Regions from separate parts of the Mus musculus genome. Here region 1 is linked to region 2. Evidence: chromatin loops called from intact Hi-C (ENCODE). Cell type or tissue: heart. All regions are shown on one strand. Links, peaks and the distances in the headings refer to the core of each region. The heading gives the core; the rest is flanking DNA.

The links. Peaks named below come from ENCODE experiments on the same cell type or tissue, not always from the same donor. Only the 100,000 strongest peaks of a DNase experiment are listed, where the experiment ranks them.
Region 1: it touches region 2 in a loop (2.2-fold over the local background); 12 of 42 quality-filtered maps call a loop at or near these places.

What each region holds. Positions count from the first base shown.
Region 1 is chr9:121,753,296-121,768,579 of GRCm38, forward strand. It overlaps Zfp651 (zinc finger protein 651), which reads left to right and starts at 6,738. Exons shown (of 6, transcript NM_001166644.1): 1 at 6,738-6,930; 2 at 9,324-10,826; 3 at 12,188-12,335; 4 at 13,172-13,287; 5 at 13,944-14,088; 6 at 14,200-15,284. The coding sequence starts at 6,928. The coding sequence ends at 14,474. E530011L22Rik (RIKEN cDNA E530011L22 gene) reads right to left here and starts at 6,648. Exons shown (of 1, transcript NR_033503.1): 1 at 3,345-6,648. Nktr (natural killer tumor recognition sequence) reads left to right here. Exons shown (of 17, transcript NM_010918.2): 17 at 950-3,546. The coding sequence ends at 1,037. In heart, for the core only: no CTCF peak of the experiment used is centred there; DNase peaks (open chromatin) are centred at 6,216, 6,346, 7,086, 10,636 and 6 weaker places; H3K4me3 peaks cover 3,377 bases; H3K27ac peaks cover 3,688 bases.
Region 2 is chr9:121,824,272-121,839,555 of GRCm38, forward strand. It overlaps Ccdc13 (coiled-coil domain containing 13), which reads right to left and starts at 15,190. Exons shown (of 16, transcript NM_028384.1): 1 at 15,140-15,190; 2 at 9,456-9,682; 3 at 6,606-6,754; 4 at 2,962-3,104; 5 at 697-786. The coding sequence starts at 9,676. In heart, for the core only: CTCF peaks have their summits at 6,134 (motif pointing left), 6,847 (motif pointing right) and 7,046; a DNase peak (open chromatin) is centred at 6,810.

The DNA of each region.
Region 1 (15,284 bases), core at 3,825-11,824, 70 kb before region 2:
CATTTCTTTTGGAAGAGGAGTAAGGAGAAGACCAAATCACGGCTCACATCTGCAAATCAGGCCAGTCTGCTGTTTTATTAAACTGTGATTGTCTCGGCCACAGGGTTGAGTCCTATATCTTGTTATTTAATGAGTAAGATGTAACCTTATCATAACTCTTGAATTGTCCTTTGCTGATGGATGCTGTCACCTTTCCTTATCCATTGCAAGTCCAGAAAACTTGGTACAGACCGTGCACATGGGTACCCCTTGACTGAACTGTTTCGGGGTGGCCAGCTGGGCATGCCAGTGCATGAGCCCCTCCACCTGCTAGCTCCAGCTTCAGCTCTCTCTGACTTCTCTCCTCCAGTGTTCTAGAGCTTCCCTTCTGCTCAGAAATCCAAGTGACAGCTCTGTCACTAGTCTTTGTGTCCTGAAGTGATCAGTCACCTCCCACCCCTCAGCCCCCACGTCTCATATTCTTCACTGCAGCCCATTGCCCAGGGAATACCCCATCTCCATCACACTAACCCTAGAACCCTGGGGGTTTCAGTGAACAAACTTGCCTGTCCACTGTCTGGAGCTGCCCTTGAGCCCTTGTTCTAGGTGTACTTGTGGTGGGATGGACGACACTTACCATGACAAGTTGCCTCGCTCTCAGAAAAGCTTTTTAAATGAGCTTAAAGACCACCATAACCAAGCCTACACCCACTTTAGTGAGACTCTGTCCCTTTAACCCCTTCCTGCTTCAGTCTAGTCTAGCATTGACATTTACTGGATATAGTAGAAAAATAGTTTGCTCATTTTTATGAATGGATTTCAAGTAAATTTCCCACTCTTAAAAGGTTTCTTTATTGCTATCTTAACCTTGATTTTACTACCATTTAAAACATCCTCGAAAAACCCATAGTGTTGCAATAGTTAGAACAGAAAATGGGAGTTGATGGCGTTGTTTTGTTCTCTTATACAGGAGTGGTAGATCCTATGGCTCAGACAGTGAAAGTGACAGAAGTTACTCTCATCACCGGAGTCCCAGCGAGAGCAGCAGATACAGCTGAGATGTCTCTGTACAGATTGTGTCTTAAGTGTAAATACCTGGTAACTTAAAGCTTAAGAAACTGGATGGCAGTCTGTTGTGTTTTAGTATTAGACCTCAATCCTATAGTGGATATTTCTTGTCACTTATTTACATGTGCGCAAAAGAATTTAAAGTGCAGATGTCCCTAGAAATATTTCTATGACCCATTTTACAGTAGGCAACTATGGAATTTTCATTTTCTTGAATCAAGAAATGGTAAATTTGATGTAAGTATAATTTGCAGTGTCACTGTAGATAGGGTTTTCTGTAGATCACATTGTCTGTAGAATTCAGGTTTCTTTTTGTTTCAGGTTTTAGCATCCATGCTGCCAAACACAATTATGGAGAGCTGTCACAAGACACGTGTTCTCCATGTCCCCATGTCCCCATGCTGGTTGTCGTCTTGGTGTGTGCTGTCAGATGAGGCTGTCCACATCCATATTGACCATGGCCAGGTGTGCAGGGTGGTAGCTCATTCCTCTGTGTCCCAGCTGTGAGCACCCACACTTCACAGGGAATGCCAGCCCAGCCACCCCAGCTCCTGCTTTGGTGCTTGGTGCCTTTGGTTCCTCGTATACCCTATGTCATATTGTCACATACTGCATTTCCTGATGCCAGAAAATGAATTGTGATTTTTTTTTTTTAAATTCACTGGCACCAAAAATAATTTCTTCTGAGCTGGGTTCACTGTGAGTGTAGGGGCTTCTTCCAAACACAGATATGTGGTGGAGGTCCCTTGGAACAGAACCTGTATGGCTGGTCATCTTGTTCTGCACATGTGTGCTAAAGTGCCAGCTGAAGAATGTCCTTCAGAAGCAGCTCCACAGACACTCCAGCCAAGCTTCACTCTCACTGTGGCAATAGTAGCAGCCCTGCCCCAACCATCCTATTCCCTGTTTGTGTCGAGACACCCCCCACCCCCACCCCCACGCTGCCCCCTGACTCCATGAAGCCCTGCCTGATGGAGGAAACCCAGGACAAAAGTTGGGGGCAGCAGGGTCACAGGCTCTGCTGCACAGAAAGGGGTTCTTACGGCTTTGTGTGGCTCCTCCAGGAAGAATCTAACCTGTAAAAACTAGTGTGGGTTTGTTTCTTTGTTTTGTTTTACTCTTTAGTTTGCATTCTTTCCCCAAGTGTACTTAATCACCTTAGTGCCGGTTAAATCCAGTTCACAGACTTCCTGTCAGGTATATGGTGTAGAAGTCTGTACTCTCCTATCCCACCCAGGCCTTGCTAGTGCATTTGGGAAGAGTAAAGGCCTTGGGCTGGAGGAAATTACTAAAGCCCTGGCCAGATGGAGGGGAAGTACTGGATATATGAAAGTAGTCTTCCAGGGCCATGTGGCTCAGTGATATATAGCATGTGCTTAGCATGTAAGTAGCTCTGGGATCAGAGGTCAGCACCCCACAAATAAATAATGGTGTTACTCTGTGATGTATGTAAGCAGCATTTTGGTGGCCAGCCAGCTATTGTTCACCATGTCTGTAAATTAGTTAATTAGAAGGATAACATCGGAACTCAGTGCTTGGCGGGTTAGACATGTGGTTTATAGTGAGTGGGTCCTTCTACCCCCCCCCCCTTTAAAGTTGCCTACAAAGAAGGGTGTTTGAATCTAGTATTCAGTAGGAAGAATGCATTCAGAGCCCAAATAAACTGGCAAATGTAATTAGTAAGAAAAGGTCACTATTGGGCCATATATTCTTATTTGGTTGCTGTGTAACAAGTTATCCCAAATTTCTCAGCCTAAGAGTGCCTATGTGTCATTGACAAACAGGCAATGGTAGGGTTGACTCATCTGCTCAGGGTCTCAAGGTAAGGTCTGGAAGAGCTCATTTCTCAGAAGACTCTGGGAAGACGTGACTTGTAGCTGGGCCCCTCTAGAGCCCTCGGTGGATGCCCACATCGCCTGCTGTAGGCCTTGCCAGCTTCAACCAGCAGGGACCCTTTGAGTCTTGTCTTTTTTTCAAAACCTCTGCCCTCCTCCTGCTTTAAGGGTCCATGTAAGTAGATCAGACTCCAGAGATAAATCTCTACTCGAAGTCCCGTGGCCAGAGGAATTACAGACATTGTCGGGTTCTGGGGATTAGCATAGCAAGAGGAAGGGCATCCACCTACCACCTACTGCTGCATGGACAGGGCTTAACCTGTACCAGCAGGCACTCATGTTCAGTAATGTCAACCTTGCTGTTTATACTCGACTGAATACAGAAATGGCTTTTCTTCTTATCCACGATCATTCTGTATTTTGAAGTTATTTTTTTAATAAAATTGAATTATGTTGTGTAATGTGCTTAATAGAAAATGCTTTCTTTATTGGATGATTTTGTAACATCCTGTTTACTGCAAGTGGCATAGTTGATATTGTTCAAAAATGTAGAAAATACTTTTGTACATACTAGCAATGTCTAATTTGTATATACTTCTATGAAATTTCTCTACAACTTGAAAAGGATCTTGTAGAAATGAAAATACATGCTGAGTTTGAGCCTGCCTGCTTGGTCTTTCTTTGCTCAAACTCCAGTCAGTTTCTGATACAGCCAAGCGAAGAGACTTGTCCATTGGCAGGTTACTGGGGTGCAGGAGTGACCTGGGAGAGCCTGGCAGAAACATACCCTCTGGTGGGATGCAACTCCAGGTCTCCTCCCGCTGTCCTCTGCAAGTCATCTGACTGTGGCACCCATCATCACTCACCTCCTAAGACAGACCATGTGACATTTGAACATACAGGTGAGGACCTGCTGGCTAAGCAGAGTGAACCTGCTAGCTTGTTTGCAGAGAACTGGGTTTGCTAAACAGTGTTTCCCCAACTTGGGAAACTGAAAATTGTCGAATGTGGGTGTTTTATTTTTTATTTAAAGAAAATGCCAGGTGTGGTAGGGTAGTGCACATCTTTAACCCCAGCAGAAGAGGGTGGATCTCTTGAGTTCAAGGCCAGACAGAACTGCATAGTAAGACTCTTTACTCTTGTGGTGTGGTGGCAGGACAGCCAGGGCTATACAGAGAAACCCTGTCTCGAAAAACCAAAAAAAAAAAAAAAAAAAAAAAAATATTAATTAATTAATTAATTAAAAGCCGGGCGTGGTGGCACAGGCAAAATACCCATAACTTGTTAAAAAGACAGGTCAGAATGTCTAGCTGAGACAGATTACTGGTTGCTGTAGTCTCTCGGGCACCTCGAGGGAGGAGTTAGAGCTCTGCATTCAGGAATCAGTACACCACAGCACAGGCTGCATTCTGAGGCCTGGGCCTCTTGCCATAGCTGCTTCCTCCCTGTGGTTTACAGCAGCCCGGTGTTGTCTTCTTCAATACCAAACCTCATACAAGCAGTAAGACCAAACTCCTGAGGCTGAGGCACCTGGGAGATACCAAGGCAGAATGTGGGTTTTAAAAGGGCCAGAACTACACCTATGTCCACTGAGCCCTAACCCTGATCCCTGCTGCCCACATGCAGATTCTGAGGACCATTGTCTCTGCCCTAACTTTAAGAGGAGTCTGCCTCCCTGAAGACTATGTCTGGAAACACTTAGGGCTCAGAAGACCTCTAGAACCCCCACTACTGGGCAGACATGTAGGACCCGATGGTCTCTGCACAGCAGTGATGGACGTAGGCCTTGACACTGCTGCTGGTCACATCTGAGTTAAAGGGATGGGGGCTTCCGCAAGAAGTACCACGGCCCAAGGTTGTGGAGGACTAGGGTCTCTGGGAGCCTTTTGGAAGTTAACAGGGAGGCTCTCCTGTAAGGCCCTGGACTTGGTGTGGGAAAGGGAACCTGCTGGTTTGCATTAGGCTCCCACCCTTGTGCAGCTGTGGCCCATTAGTGCTGGACTCAGCAGCCAAAACTGAGGGAGATGGAGGCCACGTACTGTACACCCTCCCCTTCCAGCCTGCACCACCCACTTTTTGGACTGCCTAACTTGCATTTCTGTTACCTGGTGAGCGTAGTTTCCCCAGCCAAGTGCAGGAACCCCAAGCAGTCTGGGGTTGTCTCCTTGTTCTCCAAAGTGAAGTTTGGCCTGGAGTCACTCAGCTTTAGGGGTCTAAAGCACCCACCTCTATCATGGTAATGAGTGCTCTGGCCCCTAAACCAACCAACAGAACTTGAGGTTGTGGCCTAGAATCCTTCCTCTGCTCCCATCTTGTCCCTCCAGTTGGCTGTACCCCATGTCCAGACCACTCAGTTCTGCAGCCATGAACACAACGGGGCTTCTGGCTTTTGCAGCTGTTGCCAGTGACAAGCCCAGTGTGCCCTCTTGCCCTCAGTCGGAGTTCAGAGAACCCAAATGAGACAGCAGGGGGTGGGGTAGGGGTGTCACTCCTTTACCTTAGCCAAGGCCAGTACCAGCTTCTTCCAACCTCCCAGCACAGCGTCTACATGTTTTCTCTCTCTGCGGGACTCTCCTTGTCCACCCAGTAGGTAGACAGCCCTGCCCTTCCCACCTCCCAGGTCAGTGCAGCAATCAACTGGGTCAGACGAGAAACTTGGGTTTTGGGAAGTGTAGGAGACATCATCGGTAATTGACAGGTTCACAGCTTCAGCCTAGAGCCTCAGATTCGGGAACCCAGGTAGGGGCATGCCCTGCGCATGTGAAGGAAGGGGCTCTCCTCACTGTCCCTACCTTTCTTCACCTACTCAGCTTCCTTGCTCAGGGGTAGTCAGCCCATGTCCAGTGAGAGATCCTTGCATTCTGAGGGGACAGACCTTCGACTATTTGATGACACCTGCTTGGCTCCAGAGAAAGAGCTACAGCACACCATGAGGAAGGCGCACACCCAAGGAGACTGCTATGGCTGGAGTGGAATGGCCCGGCTGGAGCAGTGTTGGGAGAGTGACTAGGCTGAACAGTGGGTAGGGGTGCGGGGCGTCCGAAGGAGAGACCACGGTGGTAGTCCGTAGTCCCGCCCTGCTGTCGCTCGGCCTGGCAGCGTTCCTTCGCAGCCTCCTGCCAGCACAGCCAGCCCCCTGCCCCCACGGAGCCGGTGCCAGAGCAGCGTTCCGCAAGCCGAGCTGCATCTTCCCAGCGCCGAGGCTGCGCGGAGGGCCCCTCGGCCGGGCCTGGGCCTCTGGCCCCCACCCGGCTGTTCCAGGTAGGTCATCTGAAAGGCTTCCGTCGTTGCGGCGGTTGCTCGGAGGTTCTGCAGCCAGAGGCCCCCAGGTAGGTTCGGGAGACTCAGAGCAAAACGCGTGGGAGGCCGGAGCAGCTACAGACCCCAGACTCACCCCCAAGTCGGAGCAGCCGGAGTCACAGGGGGCGGGAGATGAGCGCGGCTGGGGTACGGGTCCATCAGAGTCGCCTGGCTCAGGGGAGCAGGTGGGTCGGGGGGCGGCGCGCTCTGCTCAGCGACCTCACGCCTACCCTGGCCCCGCCCATGCAGAGCAGCGGGAGGACACCCGGGTTAGACTCCCGGACGAACTTCCCAGCAAAGAAGGGCAGAGAGGGACTTCGCGCGGGAGGGTGGGATCGAGCGGTCCAAACGCTCCCACGTCACCAGCCGGGTCGGTCCGGGGACCCCGAGGCTCTCCCGAGGGCAGCTGCATCGAGACGGCGCGCGTCCGCGCCCCCAGCCAGCACGCAGGGCGGCCTGGCCCTTTAAGCGTCCAGACGGCGGCCCCAGCTGACGCGCGGGCTCCAATCGGCGCCCCGCGCCCCCCGCCCGCCGCGCCCGAGGCTCCCGGGCCGCAGCTGCTCGGCCGGGACTTGCCGCGGCCCTGCGCCTCCGCCCGCCCGGCCGGCCGCGCCCCCGGGGCCATGGTCGCGGGGCCCTGCGCAGGGGCGGCCCCCAGCGCGGCGCTTCATGGAGCGGCCCGGGCCCGGCCCTCGGGGGCAGCGCGATCCTGCGGGGCCCTGTGAGCTCCCAGCGCCGCGGCACCATGGTACGCAGGGCCCTGCCTGTCCCCCCGCTTATCCGCCCACCTGCGAGCGCCTCCTTTCAGAGCGCACGGCCCCTTGGGACCCGGTGCAGGGTCTGGAAGACCTGGCCCCTCCCCCGGGGTCCTCGACCCTATCTGTCCGGTGTGCAGGGCCCAGAGTGCGGCGCGGCGGCGCGGCTCAGGGGTGAAATTCCTGGGGTGGGGGGTGCAAACGCGAAAGGCCGAGGTCTTGCTGCGCACGGGCGGAGGGGGGAGCTTCTCTGCGTCCGGACGGCGCCGCCCCGGGGCTGGTAATGGGGGGAAAAGGGGGAGTCGGATTCCCGCCCGGGCCTTGGGCCACGTGGGCGCTGCAGCCGCTCTGCCGGAGACTAGGATGGATCGCTCCATAGGCGGGGGGCGCCCACAGCTGGAGTGGAAACTCCTGTGTGACCTTGGGCCGGTCCCCTGCCGTCTCTGAGCCTGTTTCCCAGGCCTCTCCAAAGAAAGCATCCAGAAGTCATGAGCCTGTACCCCTGCCGCCGGGGTTTCACCAGATGGCCTTTGGGAGGCAAAAGCTTGGTGGCCTCTGCAGGTGTCCCTCTGGGGGAGGGCTGCGATGCAGCTGGTGTACCCAGGTGTTGAGAAGCCTCCTCAGCTTCAAGGAGCCGGAAGCATCTGGCCAGAGGCTACACAGCTGGTGGGCACTGATCCGGAAGGGGCCCTGCCACTGGCTGGCAGCATCTCTGGTCCATGGCTGGGGAGGCTGCAATGTGACTTTAGGGATGCCTGGGTTTCTGCCAGGCTCAAGTGGCCCTGCCCAAGCAGGAGGTCCCTGGGGAAGCTTTGTAAAGGGAAAAACGGGGACCCCAAGCCTGGAATAAGTGGTGCCATGGGGGGGCCTTTCCCTGCCACCGTCCACCCCCCAGTAGTACAGACACCAGGACCTGCAGGTGCAATGACTGGGAAGGAGGCAGGACCAGAGGGTGTGGTGACTGTGTCTGGATGCTTAGGTGGTTCTCACACCTCATGCTTCCACCCACCTCACTTCCAGGACTCTCCAACTGCCTGTCTGAAGTGTACCAGGCAGAAGGGAAGGGTGCTGGAGTGGCAGGATGGCCACAGCTCCATGAGTAAAGCCTCTCTGGGCCTCAGTTTCTCTAAGAAAGAGGAATTGGTCCCAGAAAATGAATCAGAGTGAGTCAGAGAGGGATGGGCGGGGCCCCGTGCCACGTCCCTGCTGGACGGCCCAGCAGTTCTGGGATAGATTCAAGAATGGGTGGCTGGTGGGGGTGTGAGGGGTGGAGGGAGCTTCAGGAAGGCAACGTCTGTTGGTGGAGCGGAGGGCAAAGAGTGGGCATGTCTTGGGCTGCTGGCCGAGGGCACAGGTTCGAAGCTCCTTGGGGCTCACCCGCAGCTTCTCCTTTAGCAGAATGACAAGGGAGCTCAGAGTCCATGCTCTCTGTCTGGCCCACCCACTGCTGACAGGAGAGAGGACTTAGAGGGGACAGCTTCATCCTGGGACCCCTAAGGAAGGTGGGGTTGTGTCCCCCATTGGGATGCATCGGCATTCACACACTGGAAGCTTTCGTCTCCACAGGCAGAGCCCATGGAGCATCCAAAGCCAGCCGTTGTAGGGCCGGACTGGCCAGTGTCTGCTGAGCCCCAGGCCCTATGTGAGGGATAAGACAGGCCCATCTCTACCACCCGACTAAACAGGACTGTTCTGGGAGTGGGGCAGGGCCTAAAGGCCTGGCAGTCTGATCTGTCAGTCACTAAGGTCCCTAGGGGGCTCTCCAGGAGGTGCGACCTCCAAGACAGGACCAGCCTGGAGCTTCTGCGTCTGGGCTGGGGTGCCGGAGTGTGGCAAACAGAGAAAACAGCCCGTCTTCCCCCAGGACCCTGTGTACAAAAAGCTGCTGTAGCTTGAGTGGGCCTGGCTGTCTTTAGCCTGCTGTCTTCTGTGGCCCCTTAAAGGCCTTTGTTGGCCACTGTCCAAGTGAAACGGCCCCTGGATGCTACAGCCTAGGTGCAATAGCGGAAGCTGTGTCTTCTGCTGTTCACGTGCTCACAGTTGGGCAGGCTCCTGTCTCAGCATGGTGGGAAGGTCAGGACGGACTGAGGCATAGCTGGAAGTCCAGTTGGGGCACAGTGAAGAGGGATCCTGGGGTGGCCCCTAGTGTGTGCACAGAGGAAGAGCGAAGGGAGTGCCCAGAGCAGCTACCTGGGCACAGGTCCCAGGACATCGTAGCCCTAGCAGCAGCTGTCCCTGCCCTGCGTGCCCGTGCGCACGTCTGTGCGTCTGTCCTTCCCCCAGCTTGATGGATGGATCAGATCATTTCTGGTGGTGGCACCTCCCACATTGTGGGCAGGGGTGGGCAGTGGTTGGCCCTCACCTCTCCTGTCTCTTGGCCCCACAGTTGCTGGTTGAGAAGACGACAGACTCCCCGGCGGCAGAGTTCTCGCTGGTGGAGGACGTGGCCCTGCACTTCGCCTGCTTGATGGGCCGCCTCAATGAGCAGCGCCTCTTCCAGCCAGACCTGTGCGATGTGGACCTAGTGCTGGTGCCTCAGCATAGCGTGTTCCCCGCACACAAGGGTGTGCTGGCCGCCTACAGCCAGTTCTTCCACTCGCTCTTCACACAGAACAAGCAGCTGCAGCGGGTCGAGCTATCTCTGGAGGCACTCGCGCCCAGCGGCCTGCAGCAGATCCTCAACTTCATCTACACGTCCAAGCTGCTCGTGAACGCGGCCAACGTGCACGAGGTGCTCAGCGCGGCCTCGCTGCTGCAGATGGCTGACATCGCGGCCTCCTGCCAGGAGCTGCTGGACGCTCGATCCTTGGCGCCCTCGGGCCCTGTGGCCCTGGCACAGCCTGCCACCAGCTGTGCTCCGGTGCCTCCACCACCCTACTACTGTGACATCAAGCAGGAGGCAGATGCCCCAGGCCTCCCAAAGATCTATGCCCGGGAGGGCCCCGATCCCTACTCTGTGCGTGTGGAGGATGGAGCAGGGGCTGCTGGGGATGTAGGCTCTGCCACTGCTGGGCCAGCACAGACACTCTTCAAGGAGGAGAAGGAAGGGGCCCCTGAAGAGGCAGAGGCCCCAGGTAGCCTGTGCAAACTGGAAAGTGGAGAGGGGCTGGAGCCAGAACTGGATGCCTCGGGCACCTATGGGCACCAGGAGCAGTCACAAATCATTGTTGAGGTGAACCTTAACAACCAAACACTGCATGTGTCCACCGGACCCGAGGGCAAGCCAGGCTCTGGTGCCAATCCAGCCACTGTGGTGCTCGGCCAGGAGGATGGCATGCAGGGACACTCGGAAGAAGAGGAGGAGGAAGGAGGAGGGAGTGGAGGGGGAGAGGAAGAGGAGGAAGAGGAAGAAGAAGAGGAAGGCAGCCAGGGAGAGGAGGAGGAGGAAGAGGAGGAAGGGCCCAGCGATCATCGAGAGGATGAGGATGAAGAAGATGGGCCCAGTGAGCAGGATGCAGAGAGTTCTGAGGAGGAGAGGGAGGCTGAGGGCAGGCAGGACCCCGCAGGTCCCGCTGGGTGTCAGGGCAGCCAGGTGGACCCTCCACCACATAGCCGAATGTCCACACGGTCCCGGGGACAGAACACCCGGCGCCGGGCCACCCCTGAGCCAGAGGAGGCTGGACGTAGAGGTGGGAAGAGGCCCAAGGCCTCTGGAGCTGTTCCGGCATCCCAGGCAGCTGACGGGCTGGGGGCCAAGGTGAAGCTGGAGGAAAAACAGCAGCATCCGTGCCAGAAGTGCCCTCGGGTCTTCAACAACCGCTGGTACCTAGAAAAGCATATGAACGTGACCCACAGCCGGATGCAGATCTGTGGCCAGTGTGGGAAGCGCTTCCTGCTGGAGAGTGAGCTGCAGCTGCACAGACAGACGGACTGTGAGCGCAACATCCAGGTGAGACATGCTGCCCAGACAGCCCCCAGGAGGAGACAGGTGGAGCTGGGCTCTGGCCCACAGAGTTGTGAGCAGAGGATTGTGGCAGCACCTTTCCCAGAAGAGCAAGAGCAACAGGGATGTGGGGGAGAGCGGAGTTATCTGAAGCCCGGGGCAGTAGGAACTGCCGAGGGATGTGTCTTTTAACAAATCTAGGCCGGCAGAGAAATGAAGGGGCTTATCTGGAGAGGGCATCACCCTTTGCCCACCCCAGAGCCACCGTGCAGAGCAATAGATAGCCAATCAAGAGGGATCTTGGGTTCAACTCTGGCATGCCAGCTACTCTGAATCTGGAGGAAAAAGGCTAGATGAGGAATTTGGAAAGAAATGGGAGTGGGGGAAGGCTGGAGTGGCTGCCAGGTCTTGGGCCAGTCTGCACTGTCTGAGCACACTCCAGCATGTGCAGTGTGTGCACACACCCACACACCAGCATTCATAATCACCAGCACGTGTGTACACACCAGTATGTGTGCACACACACCAGCATACATGCACACACACCAACATGCATGTACATATACATACACATCAGCATTCGTGCACACACACCAGCATGCGTATAGACACACATATACATCAGCATTTGTGCACATACACACCAACATGCATGTACACATACCACACGCACACACCAACATGCATGTACACATACATACACATCAGCATTCATACACACACACACCAGCATGCCTTTCACCTTTTCTGACCCAAGAAGAAAAAAAGAAAACCTCAGGCCACGGGTAGGCGGGTGCTAATTGCCTGCACTAATTGCTAATTGGATGCCAGTGGGGAAGGTGTGCCTGGTGTCCTGCCCATCACCCACTCTGTGCACCTGTTTCCTGACCCTGGGCTGGCTGTCAGCTATTCCTGTACCTTAAGCCACCCCGAGTGTGCAAAACCTTTACTCCTTCCTGCCCAGACCCCAGCCTCTAGCCTCTGGAGCCCATGCTGGGATGTGCAGGGCAGGAGTCCAGGAGAGCAGCTTTCGGTCCAACTACCCTCCACTGCCTGAAGGACCTAAAGCCTCACAGCCTGTAGAACCTGCAGAACTGAAAGTTCCTACCTACCAGGCACAGCTGCCTTAACTAACTTGACCTACAGCCTCCTGCTGAGAGAAGCAGACAAAGGGGCGGTGCTTAGAAGAGGGATCCTGGAAGAGGTACCCCAACAGCCATGTGGGCAGGTGTGGAAGGAGTCAACCTAGTCTGGGAATGATCCAGCCTTCTTACCAGCACTCTTCAAGTGGAGGAACAGGCCTGCCCCAGAGAGAGGCCAAGGGTAACTCTGGGTTGCAGCCAAAGCGCCCTTCCTTTTCCCCGTAGTGCATGACATGTGGCAAAGCCTTCAAGAAACTGTGGTCTCTTCATGAGCACAACAAGATAGTGCACGGCTACGCGGAGAAGAAGTTCTCCTGTGAGATCTGCGAGAAGAAGTTTCACACCATGGCGCACGTGCGCAAGCACATGGTTGGTGAGTCCCTGCTGGTGCAGGTTGGGGCAGAGGATGGGCAGGCTGCCAGCTGCCGGCGGTGTCGGGATTCTGCATCCAGGTGAGGGGATGCACCAATGGGCAGTTTGCCCAGTGCTTCAGGCTGCCTGGGAAACCTGGGATGGGAATCCAGCTGACACACGGCTGGGCAAAGCCAAGGACCCCGGCACGGTGTTATGTCTGCCCAAGACCAGGAACAGCTTTCCCCAAATCACACGATTCCACACGTGCTGGCCCAGCCCTGTCTCTGGCCGCCATGAGACCTCTCATGTTTTCTCACCTTTCGGCCCTCACAGGGCTTGAGGCATCGCCTGAGTGCAACCTCCCCCAGGGGTCAGACCTGGACACAGTAAGGAGGCCTCCCCAAGTGTGCTACCCACCCCACTTACAGGCAAGGCTGCAGGGCCTCTAGGTGGGCCTGGCTGAATGTCTGGATCCTGTGGTCACCTTTTCTTGCTTGTCTGGGCTCCAAGCTCCAGGGAGGAGTGGTCAGGGCAGACAGACAGTCCTTGGCAGACATGCCTCCCTTTCTCCACTGGAAAGTGTAAATTGCATGGGATGGGGACACTGGAATCTAGGTGTTGGCCAGGAGCATGCTGGGTAACCAGGTTGGTGATTTTTTTTTTTTTAAGCTGGGAGGACCATCTCCTTGTTTTCTTTATTGGCCTTCAGTGTCACTGGGCCCAAGGCTGATTATGCTGTTGAGTTCAGTATCACCCTCTAGAAAAGCGTGGGGTGCAGGGCTGCCAGAAGGCAGGTCTGGAGGTGGGGGTTCAGATAGGTGCCCTGAAGAAGTGACGTCTGGTGCCCACCCGCAGCCCACACCAAGGACATGCCCTTCACCTGTGAGACCTGTGGGAAGTCCTTCAAGCGCAGTATGTCGCTGAAGGTCCACTCGCTGCAGCACTCGGGGGAGAAACCTTTCCGCTGTGAGGTGAGCTCTGCTGGCTGCTGGCTGTCCCACCTCCACCCACCCCCATCTGCAGGGAGGGGGAGGAAGGGAGGTCAGGAGGATCTGCACGCCTGACGTGGCGGCACACGTATGCCCGTAATCCTGGGACAGGAGAGACAGAGGCAGGAGGAGCAGGGCTTCTATTCAGTGGGTTTGGGGAGGCGGTGAGTTGGGGAAATGTTTCTTTGCAGGCCTGAGAACTTGAGTATCAACCCAGGTTTAAAAAAGGAAAAGTAGCAGGGTGGTGGTGGTGCTTGCCTTTAATCCCAGCACTTGGGAGGCAGAGGCAGGCGGATCTCTGAGTCCCAGGCCAGCCTGGTTTACAAAGTGAGTTCCAGGACAGCCAGGGCTACACAGAGAAACTCTGTCTCAAAAAAAAAAACAAAGTAAATAAACAAATAAATAATAAAAAATAAATCGGGCATGATGGCACATGCTCACAATCGCATTGCTGTGAAGGCAAAGAGAGTTGGGTGCCTGGAGCCCACTGACCGGTCAGCGCAGCCTGAGCAGGGAGGTGAGGCCATTGAGAGGCCCTGTCTTAAAACAGCTAAGGTAGAAGGCACCTTAGGAAACACTGGCCTACACACAGGTTGGGTAAGGCAGGATTGAAGGTGTAGCTTTTCTCTTCTTCACAGAACTGCAACGAACGCTTCCAGTACAAGTACCAGCTGCGGTCACACATGAGCATCCACATTGGCCACAAGCAGTTCATGTGTCAGTGGTGTGGCAAGGACTTCAACATGAAGCAGTACTTTGACGAGCACATGAAGACACACACAGGTGCGTGCCTTACCCCCAGGGTCTCCGTTTACCTCTGTCCCTCCTTGGTGGGGTGGGATGGGATCTAGAGCTGGCTGTGAACACCCCTGCTGCCCCCACCCCCCATTGCAGGGGAGAAGCCTTATATCTGTGAGATCTGTGGCAAGAGTTTCACCAGCCGCCCCAATATGAAGCGGCATCGACGCACACACACAGGAGAGAAGCCATACCCGTGTGACGTGTGCGGCCAGCGTTTCCGCTTCTCCAACATGCTGAAGGCACACAAAGAAAAGTGCTTCCGTGTCAGCCACCCGCTGCCCGGTGACCCCGCCACCCTGCCTGCCACGCATCTGCAGCCCACAGCTCCGCTCTTCCCCACAGCACCTCCCAGGCTGGACACTAACTGACCCCCAGCACAGGCCCTCTTGGCCAGGGCCAGCAGACACAGACTAGGAGCTGGGCTGCAGCTGGATACCCGTGGCCCTGGGTCCTGGTGCAGCTTCTTGGAGATTTTACTCCTTGTGCTTGGGAGTAAAAGAACAGAGAGGGACTGGTTGGCTGCACCCCTCCAGGCGAGGGGTGCTGGAGGCAGCCGATACAGGGCAGGAGGAGCTCTGGGCTGCAGGCATGGCAGAGAGCCAGGCAGGGCCTGGGTCAGTTTCACCTGCCCATTCCTGGCTTCCCTGTGCCCCTAACTGACTCTTTAGGAGGGGAGGATTTGGGTGTGCCCCGTTGAAGGAGTTCTGGAGCCCCAGAGGCCTGTGGCCGGGGAGGCATGGCAGGATACCATGTGTGACTGGGCAGGGGAGTGTCAGCGTGTGAAGGCTGCCCCTCTGTGTGGGGCAGACTGGGGCAGGTGGGGGCTGGCCCCCATGGGTTTCCTTTCTTACATCCCTACCAGGCAGGTACAGGAATCCCCACCCTGCACTGGGACTTTTAAAGAGCCCCACATCCAGGAGAGAATGTCTCTGGGTGCTGGAGACCAAGCCTCCAGAGGGGAGAAAAACCTGATTCACCGGCCCCAGCTTCTAGGGCTCCTGCAGGAGAATGAGATCCCAGGGAGGGGCCCCACAGGAGCCTCAGGCAAGTAGTTCAGGGTTTCATGGTGCTATCTGTGGGGCAGGGGATGGGGAGCTGTCCACAGGGCATCCCTGCCCCTTACCAGCCTATCTGGCTGGACTGCCCCACCAGGAGACACGTATCTATGTCTGCTCCCC
Region 2 (15,284 bases), core at 3,076-11,075:
AACCAGCCAGCCTGTACTGAGTACTGAGCTTGGGACCAAAGAGAGACCCTGTCTCAAAGGAGTGGATGACGTTCCTGATGACCCATGAGATTGTCCTCTGGCTTCTCCATGTATGAATGTGCAGGTGCACACCTCACATGTATGTGTACACACACACACACACACACACACACACACACACATATACACACACACATACACACACACACATACACACACACATACACACACACACACACACACACATACACACACACACACACATATACACACACACTGAAGGGAAAAGAACAGAATTGTTCTGGGCAACCAGGAGCAAGCCTGTCTGTCTGCAAAGCAAGGAGTAGTAGCTGTCACCCTGTAAAGAGACTACTGCAGAGCGGATCAGCCTGGGAGCAGGCATCTAAGTGGACCATCCTTTCCTCCTGGTCTGTGTTCCCAGGGCTTAGAGGCTATAGCTGTATAGTCCCCTGACCCCCATGCAAAGTGGCTTAGATCTGGGCCTTCCTTGGCCCCTGCCAGGCATTCTGGGCAAAAGACATAGACCGGATCTGTTGCTTGGGACTGCTCTAAGGCTACAATGGCAGAGAAGAGCCCTTGGCTGGGAACTGTGGCAGAGTATCTGAGAGCACACTGGGGAAGGGGAGGCCCAGGTCATGGCTACCTCACAGACGCAGCATAAAGGAGAACACATACCAAAGCTCTGTCTCCCGTCTGGGTCTTCAGTGGCTTAGCCCCTGCATCAGTGGCCCCCTTGGATGGTGGCTTGGCTGACGCCATCTGCAGCTGGAAAAGCAAACGCGGCACTAAGACTTGGTTCTGCTCAGCAGCTGCACAGCCAGCCGAAGCACCCAGTGCTGCTGGATGTGTGGGCCACCTGTCCTAGTGTCTGAGTTCTTGCTCACATGTGGAACACTAAGGAATGCTCCTTTCCAAGCTACTTGTGACAGGAGAGGTTTGCCTGGTAATCAACCCTATTTCCTAGGAAGGGCAGCCCAAAGATCTGTTAAGACCTTAATAAATGACCACAGTTCAGTCATACTTTCTAGGGTAGTTTGAATGAAAATGGCCCCATAGACTCTTAGGAAATGGCACCATTGGGAGGTGCACTCTTGTGTGTCACTGGGGGTGAGCTCTGAGGTTTCCGAAGCTCAAGCCAGGCCTGATGTCACTCTCTCTCTTCCTGTTGTCTGTGAATCCAGTTGTAGAACTCAGAACTTCCTCTACAGCACCATGCCTGCCTGCGTGCCGCCATGCTTCCTGCTATGACAATTGTCTTAGTTAGGATTCTATCGCTGTGAAGAGACCCCATGACCATGGCAACTCTTACAAAGGAAAACATTTCACTGGGGCTGGCTATTGATTCACTTGGTAAATGTGCCTGTACATTGTTGGCACACACAGGCCCCTAGACTGGCATTCCATTATTGTCTTGGCAAGAAGTATAGTGACATGCAGGCAGACATGGTGCTGGAGAAGGACCTGAGAGTTCTACGGCTTGATACGCAGGCAGCAGCAGGAGACCATACCACACTGGACATAGCTTGAGCATCTGTGATCTCAAAGCCCGCCTCCACAGTGACACACACACCTCCTCCAACAAGGCCACACTTAATAGAGCCACTCTCTATGGCCAGGCATTCACACACAACTCTTTGGATACCATTCCTGTTCAAACCACCACAATGATAACAGACTAAGCCTCAGAACTATAAGTCAGCCCCAGTTAACGTTTCCCTTTATAGGAGTTGCCATGGTCAGGACATCTCTTCACAGCAATAAAACTCAAATTAAGACACTCTCAGCCCAGAAGGCAGAGAATAAAGGAACCAAAGACTTTGGGTTTCAGGTGAGACAGAGGGTGGCTACCACATGGGCACAGCCTTGTGACAGAACCTGCTGTAGGCAGCTACCCTTTAGTGACTTTTCAATTGTTCTTCATACATGGTGGTCAATCTGATTTGGGGCATGGCCTCCCCTCTCACATCCCTGACATCATCCTATATAGGCTTTGGCCATACTGGTCTCTTGTACTTTCTGCCCATTTGGCACTATGGGTCTCAAGGCCCTTTGAGTGGATGTTGTTCCCACAGCCTCTGGCTGGGCCTGCTGGGAAAGCCCCTTCAAGCAGCTCCTGCCACTGTTGCCTGTCAAGGTGTCGCTCCTTTTCCTTTGCCCTGGCTGTGCTGTGCCACACTCCCACACAGCACCATCTCCCAGGAGTGGAACCACCCATGCCTACTCTATTCCCTCCAGTGAGTGGCTCAGAACATGAGCCAACTCTCCAGAAACACATCGCAGAATGAATAAACTCTTCCTTAGTGCCAGCTCTGAGGACCAGGGTGGATCATGCAGAGACTCGAAAATAGACTTTGCACTCAGAAAAGGCTACAGAGGCTCCAGTCTGAGGAGCCATTCCAACTCTTCAGGAACCAGAACCATGGGGCTGTGCCCTGCTGGAGCAGACAGGTCTGTGGCTAGGTGGGAGGAAGGGACAGCGAAATGGGGGAGACAGAACTCATCATGTCACTGCTTCTGGATGTGGCTTCAGTTGAACGGGGGTTTCTGGGAGAAGGCTGAGCACATTTATCTAGGGCTTTCTACATGCTAGGCTCTGTCCTACACAGTTAAACACAACATCTCTCAATTCCCAGGCAGCCTGGCAGCAGGGCCAACGCTGTCCACTTGGATGGGGAACCAAGACAGGTGTGGGGCATGCGAACAGATGCAGATCTCACAGTGAAACTCCGTGTTCATCGCCCTTAGCCAGACCATGCCAGGCTTCTTCTCAATGGCCAGTGTCCCCTAGCTGCCTGACATACTTCCTCTCTTTGCATGTGGCAGACACCAGGCATCTCACTCCAAACAGCTGTGCCCTGTGACCTCCATAAGGACCCAAGACCTCCAAGTGTGGCCTCTCTCTGGAGTTCACTCCCCAGGAAGAGCAGCCCAGGCCCTTACTTGGTGTTCCAGCTCCTGGATGCGATTGGTCAGCTGCTTTATCCTGACCTTTGCGCTCTCTGACTCGGCCATCAGCCCCCGGTTCTTTTTGGACAGTTCAACAATTTTGGTGGCAACTAGATCTCCAGCCATCCCAGACGCCCCTAAAATGAAAGAAATCGCAAGGTCCATTTAAAAACACAACCTGCACCTCAAATCTGCACAGCTGTTCAGAGCATCAGCAGGTTGCAGGCAAACTATAAGATCGGAAGGCAGCTGGGCGCAATGCCTGTAATCCCAAGTCAGGAGCCAGAGGCAGGGGGATTGGAAGTCCAAAGCCATTCTCAGCTACACAGGGAGCTCAGCCTGGGCTACATCACTAAGACCTGGAAAAATAATCAGATACCAGGATCTTAACTGCACAGAGAGTGAGCTATGAACCTCAGTGAGCAGGGCATAGCCCCTGACCTTTCTGTATCTGCCCGATACCAGCTTTGGCTGGTAGAGAGTGTGCAGGGAGACAGTCCAACTGGTTTCTTGCTTATGCCATCTTACAAGATATCTCTAGCCAAGGTCAGCTGGCTGGTTCCTAAAGAGGAACACATGGAACAAAGTTGTGGCACCCTAGCCAAACCCCAAAGAAGGTACAGATGTGTGTGCACATTGTGTGCTGTATGTGTGCACACATAACGATGCATGCTTTATATGTGCATACATTGTATGCTATTTGTGTGTGCACATGCACATGCTGATGTGTGTTTTATGTGTGTGTACACTGTATGCTGTATGTGTGCATACATGCACATAGGTTCAGGTGTGTAGGGAAATCAGAGTCAACCTTAGGGTGCTGTCCACCCTTTTGGTTTTGAGACCCAGCCTCTCACTGGCCTAGAGCAGAAGCTATACTGGCTGGCCAGGGAGCCCCAGCCCCACCTGCTTCCCCAGCACGGCACTACAAGTGCAATGTGTTTTCAAAAACATGATACTTGGGATCAAACTCAGGTCTTTATGTTTGCAAGGCCAGGGTACTAGCTCCCTAGACCCCATGAATAAATTCTTAGCGCTCAATATTGCTGAGATCCACGTGGTTGGGAGTTACACTGAGCTGTGGTAACACATGACCAAGACAAGCAGATTCATTCAGTGGAAGTGATTCGGTAGGAATGGAGAGCGCATCCTCCAGCAGTCCCAACAGACAATAAACAGAACTAAGTGTGTACTATGTGGGAGGAACGTGTGCTCGGAATGAAGAGGGGTGCCTGTGGTAGGTGATGACATTTTAGACAGGGATGGCCAGGGAGGGGCCTCTGAGAGAAGAGGAAGTGTGAACAGTGGCCTAAGTTAATAAAAGGGAGGGATCCAGCCAAGAGGCAGAGTGCTGGGAAGGGGCTCTCAACATAGGAGGCAGCCCCGAGAAGCTGGGGTGGGCGTGGGGAGGAGGTGTGTGCAGGAGGATGAGTGCCAGCTGGGGCTACCTGGTGAGCAGCAAGAGCTCTTGTAGCCTGGCCTCTCTGCGCTGCGCCCAGGATCAGCGGGAGCTCGGTCAGGACACAACTAGAAGTCACTTCCCTGCCAACTTCCCTGCCAAATGGTGGTGGCACACACCTTTAGTCCCAGCTCTCAGGTGGCAGAGGCAGGCAGATCTCTGAGTTGGAGGCCAGCCTGGTCTACAAGTGAGTTCAAGGATAGCCTGGGCTACACAGAGAAATCCTGTCTGGAAGAACAAAATAAACGTCACTTCCCTCTAAGCCTCAGACCACGGAAAGAGACAAGCACACAGGGAAGCGCTCCAGCAGGTAAAGAAACTCCATTTGAGCTGAGTTTCAGGGTCAGTTGTGGTGTGAACACCCTGCTCCATGTTGTCATGGAGCACACTCCTCAGATCAATGTATGCAATAGGTGGTTTCTAGGAAAAAAAAACACTAACACTCGTAAAGGAAATGTGAGTGGCCTAGAGACGGTCTTCCTGGGACTAATTTCCTCTTAGGACTCAAAAGCAACAAAAATCCACAATTAGCCAGCAGAAGACTGTCCAAGGAAGCCCTGGGAGCGGGAGGACCCAGTGACAGCACCCTTTCCCTGCCTTTCCCAGCCCTTCCCCCGACAGCCTCAGTCCTGAAGCGGCAGCCCTGGGAATAAACAGGTCAGAAGAGTAGGCGAGCAGACAGGCCAGCACCTGACAACAGTCCTTACAGCACACAGAGCAGCTAAGAGCAGAGCTCAGCGTTCACCCTGAACTCTTCCAGACAGCTACACTTCCAGATGGCATACTACACTTAAAAGCTGTGTGTGGTGCAAGCTGCACTCCCCATACTAGGAAGTTAGACACAAAAGGATCAAGAATTCAAGGCTTGATTTAGCTACACAGAAAAACAGAGTATGCCCCGTGCTATATGAGATATTATCTGGAAAAAAATTAATAAACCCACAAAACTGTAATACATAAGCAGGACACAAAGGGACCTAGATGGTGCTAAAGTTCCTGCAGCCCTCAGCAAGTGGAGAAAGAGTAACTAATTGTAACTGGAGTATATGCCATGCTTAGTGTGAATTAAGCAAGAGATGGAGCTGTGCCTGGTGGTGAGCTGGAAGCTGAGGAAGGATCCCAAGTTCTAGAACAGCCTGAGCGACAGATGTGAGGGAAGAGAAGGGGAGGGGAGAAATGAAGGGAGGGAGGGGAGGGGGACAGGGAAAATACTCAGAAAGCGAGGACCAGCAGACCAAGTTTCAGCATGGGGAGCAGAGCAAAGCAGCCCCAGGAAAAGCACAGGTGTGTGTACATATGTGTGCACATGTGTGTGCGTTGGCAGATGGAAGAGGTGAAGCAACAGTACAGGCTGGGGAGGAGGAACCACCCCAAGCCCTGCCCACCCACCCTTCCTGTTGGTGGGGATGGATCCCCCTCCCCCCCCCTCCCTGGAGCCCTGGCTTAACCAACACACCCCACCCCCAACCATGCCCCTGAGCAGCAGGGAGCAAAGCTGAGTGTCTATCCCCACAACCCAAAGCCTCGTCTTCCTGTATTTTCTGTTTTAGATAGGAAAAGCCAAAGAACAGAAGGAAGAGGTGCATCCAGCTACTGGGGGCCTTTGGGATGCTCAAGTCCTCCTGATGGGACTTTTGCCAAACCTGTTTAGGGAGAAGGGAGGGAGGGGCTCTGGAAAGAGCAGGGCAGTCCCACTGCTCCCCCTGGTGGATGGCACTGGCTCTCTGTTTATACTCACCTGGGAGGTTTGCTGTGGTCCACAGGAGCACTATGCCATCAGAGGCACAGTCCCCACCAATTTACATGCTGGGTCAGAGGCATCACTGCAGAGCCTGTGCCTAGCCCACACTCACAGGGCCAAGGTTACCCCTTGTGAAGACCTGCAGAATCAGAGTCCTTCTCCCACCTCTGGTGCTAAGTTCTCCACCAGAGTTAAAGTGCAGCCCAGACCTACAGGGCTGCTGAGGGTGGCATCTGTCGAGGGTGTTTGGGTTGTAGAAACCTTTCATAGAGGAGCCTACGTTCCATCTGCAGCAAACAGCAGGTGTGTGTAGCATGTAAGCCAAGTACCAAGGAGAGAGAGACCCCATCGACTACTGTGAGCACACCTGACCCGGCACTGTTCTCTTACAGGACAACTGGGCCCACCCACCTGGACTCCAAGCCACGCTTGAGTTACCTGTGAAGGCGAATCTGTCCTCTTCTATTTTCTTCTTGAGGTGTTTGATCTCAAAGTCCCTCTCCTTCAGCAGCTTATATAGTCGCCCATTCTCATCGACTGTCTCCCGGAGCTCACTGCGAAGATGCTGGATTTCATCTTCCAACACCCTGCAAGGGAAAGGTGGACCGACTGCTCCTCACAGGCAACAGTGCCCAGGCCTCTGCAGCTGGCTTACACCTGTAGTATCAGAGTTGGCCACTAGGGGGCACTAAGAAGTTGTCTGTACAAAATAAGACCAACACTATGAGAGAAGAGAGGAGATTTAAACATACTGTTCTCAGAGCTGGGTGATTAAGTGTGGATGTGCTATGTAAGAAGACTCAGGTAGCGTTGCTTATTTCTTCATATGGGTTATATAAAAATCCTCATGTGTGTGTGTCCATGTGTACGAGTGTGTTTGTGTGTGTGCAGATGCACATGTATGCAGACATGCACATGTGCATGCGTGTGGAGCTGAGAGAACACTGTGGAGGTTATGCTCAGACATGCCATCTACCTTCTTTGAGACAGGGTGACTCACTAGCCTAGAAGCCAAGTTCACATAAAACCTGGACACCAGCCTCAATTTTTAATTAAGACTTAGAATTTCTATATACCCTTGCAGGATAACATGTCTGTGTGTGTGCATGTGTGTATGAATGTATGTGCCTGTGTGAAAACACCAACTATGTTAGACTGGCTTGTCAGATAGCCAAGGATCTGCTGTTCCTGTCTTTACAAAGGCATGAGACCATGCCCAGAGTGATGGGAGGGGCAGATGACACAGCCCAGAGCAGGCCCTGGAAACAGCTAAGCAAGCACTTTATGAAAGACAGGGATTGTAGGTGAGGGCCACTGTGAGCGCTGCTGTGCCTGACGTCACTCCACCAAAGGTCAGCTCCACTGTCTATGGTTTGGGGCCAGGCCCACTATAGATAGGTCTGGATCAAGCTGAGGTAAAAATTTAAGAGCCATAGGACTTTTTAATTATTGAGAAAGCTCCCCCCCCCCATTGGCATTTTACAATAGGTCATTTGGAAAACCAAGAAACCATAAAAAAATGAGTTTGAATCCAGCAAAAATATTCTGGGCAAGATCAAAAGCAAAGAGACAACTCATCAATGGCTGTGGTCTTTGGGACAAGGCTATCACAAGGTACTGCGGCAGCCTACACAGGTCTGCGTGCTCCTGTGGCACTGTAGAACCATGAAAGGCAGCCTGGTTCCTGGTCGAGCACAGGCTGGAAACCCCAGTGACCCTGAGGGACGGCAGGCGTTTTGCCAGGCTCCTGACACCAGGCCGCAGCCCTCCATAGATCTGTGGCCATCAGTCATGTAACGACAATACCCCAAGCCCCTCTACAGGTAGAAGATGTGAGTGACTTGTGGTCACACAGCCTCAAGACAGATCTCCATTTTAATGAGGTACCTAAAGGCCTGGAGGCTTAGCCAATAAATACCCTTTCCCAGACACTCCTCCTTGCAAAAGGTATCTTACCTCAGGCCCACCCTGAGAACTGGGGTATGGTTTTTACTCATCCACTTTCCGTCATGACAAAAAATGCCTTAAAACCATGGACTGCCTCTTTTCATCAAGAGCCGCCGTGGGGAGCAATGGAGCAGGCCTTCACCTAAAGAGCTGGCCATCTAGTCTCCCACAGAAGGCCTTTCAGCACTCCTAGCCACGGCCTCCATCAAGCCCAAGCCAAACCACCCACCGAACAGACCAAGGACTCTCTTCCCCGTGGGACCCAGCTGGAGCTCTCCCCCACTTTCCCTCATCCCGGGGCTAGATCCAGCCCGCAGGTCCCCACTCTGTTCTCAGCTCTTCTGTGGTTTCCAGCGGTGCCTGGGTGCCCAAGAGCCTGAGAATCAGATGGCCCAGGTCTCCCTGTAGGCCTGGGAACCCCCAAGCCAGCTCCGGCTTTCCTTGGAATCTCAGACTGCACCCCCTAACCCCAGAGCTGTGTCCCGCAGCCTCCCACAGCCCAACACCCACTCAGAACCCATGTGAGGTAAGCGCAGTAAAAATTTCCCACATCCCACCTTCCCAAGCAGCTCAAGTCCTGTGGCAGAGCGGACTCGGGACCCCTATAGCCCTACAACTGTCAGGTCCAGAGCACTGAGAACATTTTGGATATCTCCAACTTTCACACTAATGACTAAAGAAATCTGCAGAGCTTCAGAACAGGGTGACATTTATGTGCTAATATCTCTCCGGGTGTGTGTGTGGGGGGCGGCCAGTGCTGGCAGAGGTGAAAGAACCCAAAGGATCTACAAACTATCAAGTCCACCCCAGTCCTTAGAAGCACAGGTCTAAGCAAAGTGAGAGAGAAGCTGGACTAACCATGGCTTGATGCACTTACAGTCTCTCTGTCTGCCTTTAAATACACAGCCTAGCAGTGCTCGCCCAGAAAGCACAGCTCTGTCAGCTACAAGAGGCCTCAGACATCTGTGTCAAACTTACTCTGAACTTCCAAACACCTGCCCAGGAGAACCAGCTGTCTCCACCTGCTTCTCCACCTACCTGCCTGCACGGCATCCACTGCACCCCTGCCCTCTCCACCTGCATCCACTGTGTCCACTGCACCCCTGCCCTCTCCACCTGCATCCACTGTGTCCACTGCATCCCTGCCCTCTCCACCTGCCTGCACTGTGTCCATTGCATCCCTACCCTCTCTACCTGCCTGCAGAGAGTTCACTACACCCCTGCCCTCTCTACCTGCATCCACTGTGTCCACTGCACCCCTGTCCTCTCCACCTGCCTGCACTGTGTCCACTGCACCCCTGCCCTCTCCACCTGCCTGCAGTGTGGCCGAAGGGTCCTTACCTCTTCTCAAATATGTTTTTTAGGTTCTGCTCCTCTGTGTCGAGGAGGCTGAGGCCATCCGGGATCACCATGAACCCTTCCTGGTTGTCAGCTTTGCTTTGACAGCTCAGCTCTTTCTCCCTCTTTTTCTCCATCTGCTTCTGTAACCTTCGGTGCTGTAGCTCCTGCATGGCCTTGAACTGGAGTCGCAGAGTATCTGCCGAGCTCTCATCAGCCGCCATCTTGCCCTGAGAACAGAGAAGCCAGAGCTGACTGTACGACTGACTAGCACGTGACTAGCACATGTCCAACAGTGAATCTAAGAAGGCGCTTGCTCGCACTCGGACACCCTCACCTAAAGCGGGGCAGAGCAGACTCCCTGACTGCAGGTGGCAGCAGGAGTAGCCCTTCTGTCAGCAGCTTTCAACTCTGGCTGCACATTAGCATCTCCCGGGAGCTGTCAAAGCTGAGGATGTCTGAGCTCAACTCCAGACCAGCTAGATCCCAGTCTCTGGACATAGGCTCCAGCCATCATTTCTTCTTCACAGTTGGGGGCTAGAGCTGGGTGAGTGGCACATACGAACAGTCCCAGACTTTGGATCTCAACAGGAGAACCAGGCATTAAAGGCCAGCCTGGGCTACAGAGCGCTGTGTGTCAAAAACCAAAAATAAGTAAATACAGTTTATTTGAGGTATAATTTACACATATTAAAACACATGAACAGACAGCTCAGCAAATGTCCCTACCATACTTTGAGGTCACCCATTCACCCAGAAGACAAGCCCCAAAGTACTGGTTTAGACCTAAAGCCCTTTGGAATCAAGTGCTTCTGACATATGCCTCCTTGTCCATCTGTCCTTCCTTCCCACAGGCAAGGAAAGAGCTTATGATGATGTAAGGAAAACATCATTTGCTACATCCACTCCAGTAGTGACTTGCTTGACAGGTTTAGAAACCGGGAAACAGTCCCGAGGTGAAGAGTTTCATGAAAACTTAGTGTCCTGGAACTGTGGCATCCCATAGCACGTATGCTCCAATTTTGTCCTTGCGAATGGATCTGTGTGCTTCTTTTCAGTATTGTTTTGTTATAGGTGCCTCCAAGCAATGACTTGCCAAATACCTAAGCAAAATTGAACTTTGCTTCCTGGCCTTCACCAATGCTCTAGATAGTCCTTGAGCCGACCCTGGGCTTGGAATTCAGTAAGAATGTTGCCTATTCAGTGACATTCAGAATTGCCTTTAGTATTGTAAGAGAGATAGTGAAAGAAATCAGGCATTACTATCTACTACATAGTTAGAAATCTCAGGGCAAGCTTAGCAAAGTAAGTTTAGAATTCTTATTATAGTTATGTATGGCAGACTACATTACTTATTAGTAGAAAGTCCCCCCACACTATCACTTAGAATAAAAGCCAAGTCACTCCCATATACAGGAATTTACATTGGTTTAGGAAGTAGATTGGGCTGTGGTTTAAGGAGGAACTAGAGTATTGCATTATTCATGAGAAGGTTAGCTAGAGTGGAACTCCCTAATTAGAAGCATGACTTGGGTGTGAAAGCCCTTGCCCTAGAAGTGTAAAGACCTCACAACTGGCTTTTAAGACTATAGCTGACCTTAGATAGAGCTGACTTTGTCTCAGTTGTTTTATTGACCATTTCCTGCCAGTCTTTGCGTTAGCATTTCCTTTGTTTCGTTTAAGAGTCATTAAGCATCCGGTAACCTTATTGTACCTTGCCGATGTGTCACCTAACTTCCCTATTTTCTTCTGTATAAAAAGTTTGATGCTCGAATTGACAAATTACATTCAGATCCAGCACACTCCCTGTGTCCTGTCTGTTTGTCACCCCCCAATTCTCACTGACTCTATGCCCATCTGTCCGAGACTCTGATTTGCACAGATTGAGGAGGGCCCACTGAGCCTGGTCCATGGCAGAATGGCGCCCGAACAGGGACCCGTCTGTAGCAATCATTTCCCCTGAGACACAGCACACCAGCCAAGCCACCTCTGTCTATTATCCCCTCGGAGATCTCACACTCAGTTTCAAAGGAGGAGCTTGAGACAAGGGGCCATCTGTTCCAGCCTCCTCTCAGTTCCCATCAGAATCTCGGCGGCCATTGCTGTACCTAGGCCCACTCATGCCTGCCAAGTCTCTGCTCCTGCTTCCCTCTGCCCTGGACGCTTGCCTACCAGTAGTCAGAAACATGTGTCACATTGAACAATTCACCTGGTCCTTTCTCCTGTTTCACTGGCCTGTTGTCACTCATGTAGGGGTCCAGGACATGTTCAGCATGTCCTGCACAATTGTGTCCTGGCCCACACATCAATCCCTGTACAGCTTCTTCAGTCCATCGTCCCCCACATCACAGCCACTTTCTGACAGCATGATCTCTCAGTTAGACCACCACTATCAGCTAGACACTAACACTCCACCGCGGCCCCCACTCTCATACTCCACGGCCAGTCCCCACCCTACTGAAACCAGAAAAATGAGCACTCATCATCCAATAACCATACATTTTAATTTTTATAATTGTCCTCGAGTCTGTCTCTGTATTGCTCCCCTCAGTATACTCCCAGGCTCACAAACGCCTCAGGACATTTACGCTCACTGCTTGGCTCCCTGAGTGACCAACCTGTCCACCTGCCTTCAGCTAACCCTTTAGCACCAGGCCTATCTCGCATGCTCCTGTAGCAGAGAAGACAGATCCAACACCCCCCCCCCCCGCGCCATGTCATCTGCCTTGAGAGCATTTCGTGTCTTTGTATATTCTTGTACGCAGGCTTACTGACTGTCTCCCTCCGTCCCACCAACCATGAGGTCCACACAGGTGCTGCTCACTGCCCCTCCCGTCCTCCTCCCACCCCCAAGGCTCGCAGCAGGGCCTGGCACACAGCAGTGAGATAAGATGTTGGTGAGCTACTGATGATGCTTAGGATGAGGCAGGCCCCGGCTGCCCCTGGAGCTCCTTACCCAACTTGCGGTCTGGCCTGTACTGGCAGACAGAACACGCTTCTCAGAAGCACAGCCGTGAGCTTGAAGCCCCTGTGCAAACGCAGAGGTCCAAGCCCAAAGGCACCATGGCCCAAGCATTGGATCTTGCCAGGCCCCCAGGCCCAGAGCCAACATCAAGTTCTCATAAAACTTCCCCTCCCATGCCCAATATGACCCCAAAGACACCCAGCAACAGTCGTACAAGGATGGAGGATAATAATTATGGCCTTCCCAGGGAGGATGGGGCAGTTAAGTGTGAGAATGTGTGCCAAGCACTGTATCGTGTGTGGGAAACTAGTGTCTTTGGCACAGTGGAGTCGCTGTGAGAGCGCAGGGCCCTCATTGACTGACACCTACGCCCTGCCTAGCCTCAGCTCATCTGCTGACTGAGACATACTGCCCCTTGCTCAGAGCCTCAGTGTGGGATGGAGGACTCCGTGTTGGTGGAGAGCTGCCATTCAGGAACAGTAAGGAAACCACAGCAGCTCGGGCGGGGCACCTGGGAGAGCAGCACAGCAGGCGGTCGGCCCAGACTCATTTACTCCTGGGAACAGAGGGTCTGAGGTTGACTGAGCAGATGCTAACCTCATACAGGCAGTGCACACAGATCTGTTCTTCCACGTGGATCTCGGTCTGTCAGGGAAGACAGGCCCTGACCACACAGATGTAGTGAACATGCTCTGAGGGGAAGATGAGAACATGGCCGACACAACCGACTAGCTCTTGGCCTTTGGTCCTACAGACCATCAGGAGTCTGGACACACCTACCTAACCCCTAGACCAACGACCGTCACCCAATGGGCTATTACCATAGTTTATAACTCATGTCTCTCTCTGCTCCTGCCTCACCCCATACCACAGCCTGTTTGTTCTTCACACACTTGGCCCTGACACTGTCCAACATGCTCTCCTCAGCACAAAGCCAGGGCCCCTCCCCTCCCGCGTCAGCACTAGGGGTGCCTTGGGCTCACAGCTTGCACTCTGACTGCTCCTTCTAAGTTCTTGTCTCCGTGTGTTCTCTGGTTGCCTCCTGGACATCTCTGGATTCAATGGGTTTCCACTGGGATGACTCCCCTGAGCTCCTGACAAGCGCTGCCCCTGTCCCCACTGTATATGAGTTACCTTTCCCATTGCTGTGGGCAAACGTGTGACCAAAGCAACTCAAGGTGACTTAGTTGGCTCACAGTCTTGGAGGATACAGCTCACCATGTTGGGGAAGGACAGCACCCACAAGTGGACGGCTGCAGGGGGTCCACTGTGGGGAAGCACGGACAGATGAAGGCTCCACTCCTGCTTTCAGTCTGGGGCTCCGTGGGATGGCGGGTCTTCTTTTCTCAGCTAAACCTCTCTGGAGACACCCTCATGCACTCGTGCACACACACAGAGGAGTGTTTCCTAGATGGCTCTAAATCCAGTCAACTTGCTAGTGAGTATGAACTGTCCCAACCCTTGCTTGTACTCACAGAACACCATCTCCCTGCCCAGGTCATTCACCTTTGCTCCTGACCTGTAGCACACGTTACATACCAACTGTGCTTCCTCCCACTAGTACGTACACTACCAGAGGACACACACTTTAACTTTATTTTTAGCTGTTTGAGACAGGGTCCTGCAAGGGCTGGCCGGATGACCTGGCACTTGCTGTGTAGACCAGGCTTGCCTCAAACTCTTGGCAATGCTCCTGTGTTGGTCTCTCAAATGCTGGCTATGTACCAACACGCCTACCAGGATCATTATTTTCATCCACTTTGTTCATGGCCATGCTACAACAGGACACAGTAGGTGCTTAATGAATATTTATAAAAAAAACATGAAAGAATTTGGCCTTTTTTTTAGACAACTATACTTTGTAACCAACAAACTACCTTAAAACCACAGATAACCCTAATTGCTTACAACTTTTGTTTTCTCTTTAAGACAAGATGTTGGTATGCAGTCCCGTCCTGCTTCAAATGTGAGTATGATTACCAATTTGGGACCAGCATGGGTCTTCTAGTGAGTTTTAAGGCCATCCCAGGCTACAGAGTGAAACCCTACTCAAAAGACCAAGGAAGAGAAAAGCTGTGCGCAGGACGGTGGATGGGGCCTTGAGCACCCATCACTTCTCACCAGCCTGCCACTTTCTAGCTCACCCACGCAGCCCATCCCACCTCCCCATCCTGTATGTTTTTACAAGCCAGAATGAGGGTCAAGTCAGGGCAGCAGCCACGTGCTGAGTGGCAGCTGCAGAAGACCTGCTTTCTAGTCATGCCCACGCAGGTCGCTGGGTCGTTCCTCTGCCTCACGAACCCTCCTCGCGCGGAAAACACGAGTCTGCCCAGGGAGGGGTGGGAACAGCCCGGCCCCAAGGAGAGGCCATTCGCAGGGTCTATGGTTTGGTTTCCCAGTCTTGGCTTCTCGCTGCTCGGCCCCCAGTTCGATCCCCCTCTCCCGGCTCCACTCTAGGCTTCCGATTCGGTTCCTCACTCTCGCCACGGTTCCGGTCCCCACTTGGCCCCTTGTTTGGTTTCCCGCTCTGTCCCTGGCTCGGTCCTCGCTCGGCTCCCGGTTCGGTTCCCCGCTCTCGGCTCCACTCTTGGTTCCTAGTTCGGTTTCCCGCTCCGCTCGGCTCCCGGTTCAGTTTCCCCGCTCAGCCCCCGGTTCTTTTTCCTGATCCGCTCCGGTTCGATCCTCGCTTGACTCCCGCTCTACTCAGCCTTCCTCCACTTACCGCGGCTGCGCTTCGGGGTCTGTCTTAAGGGCCGCGGGCACTTCCTCCGCCCTTCCCGACGCCGGCATGTGCTGCCTTGGCAACCGTCACCAGGGAAACCAGCACGGTCGCGCGCGTCTACGGGGGCCGAGAGAGCCTCTAAAGG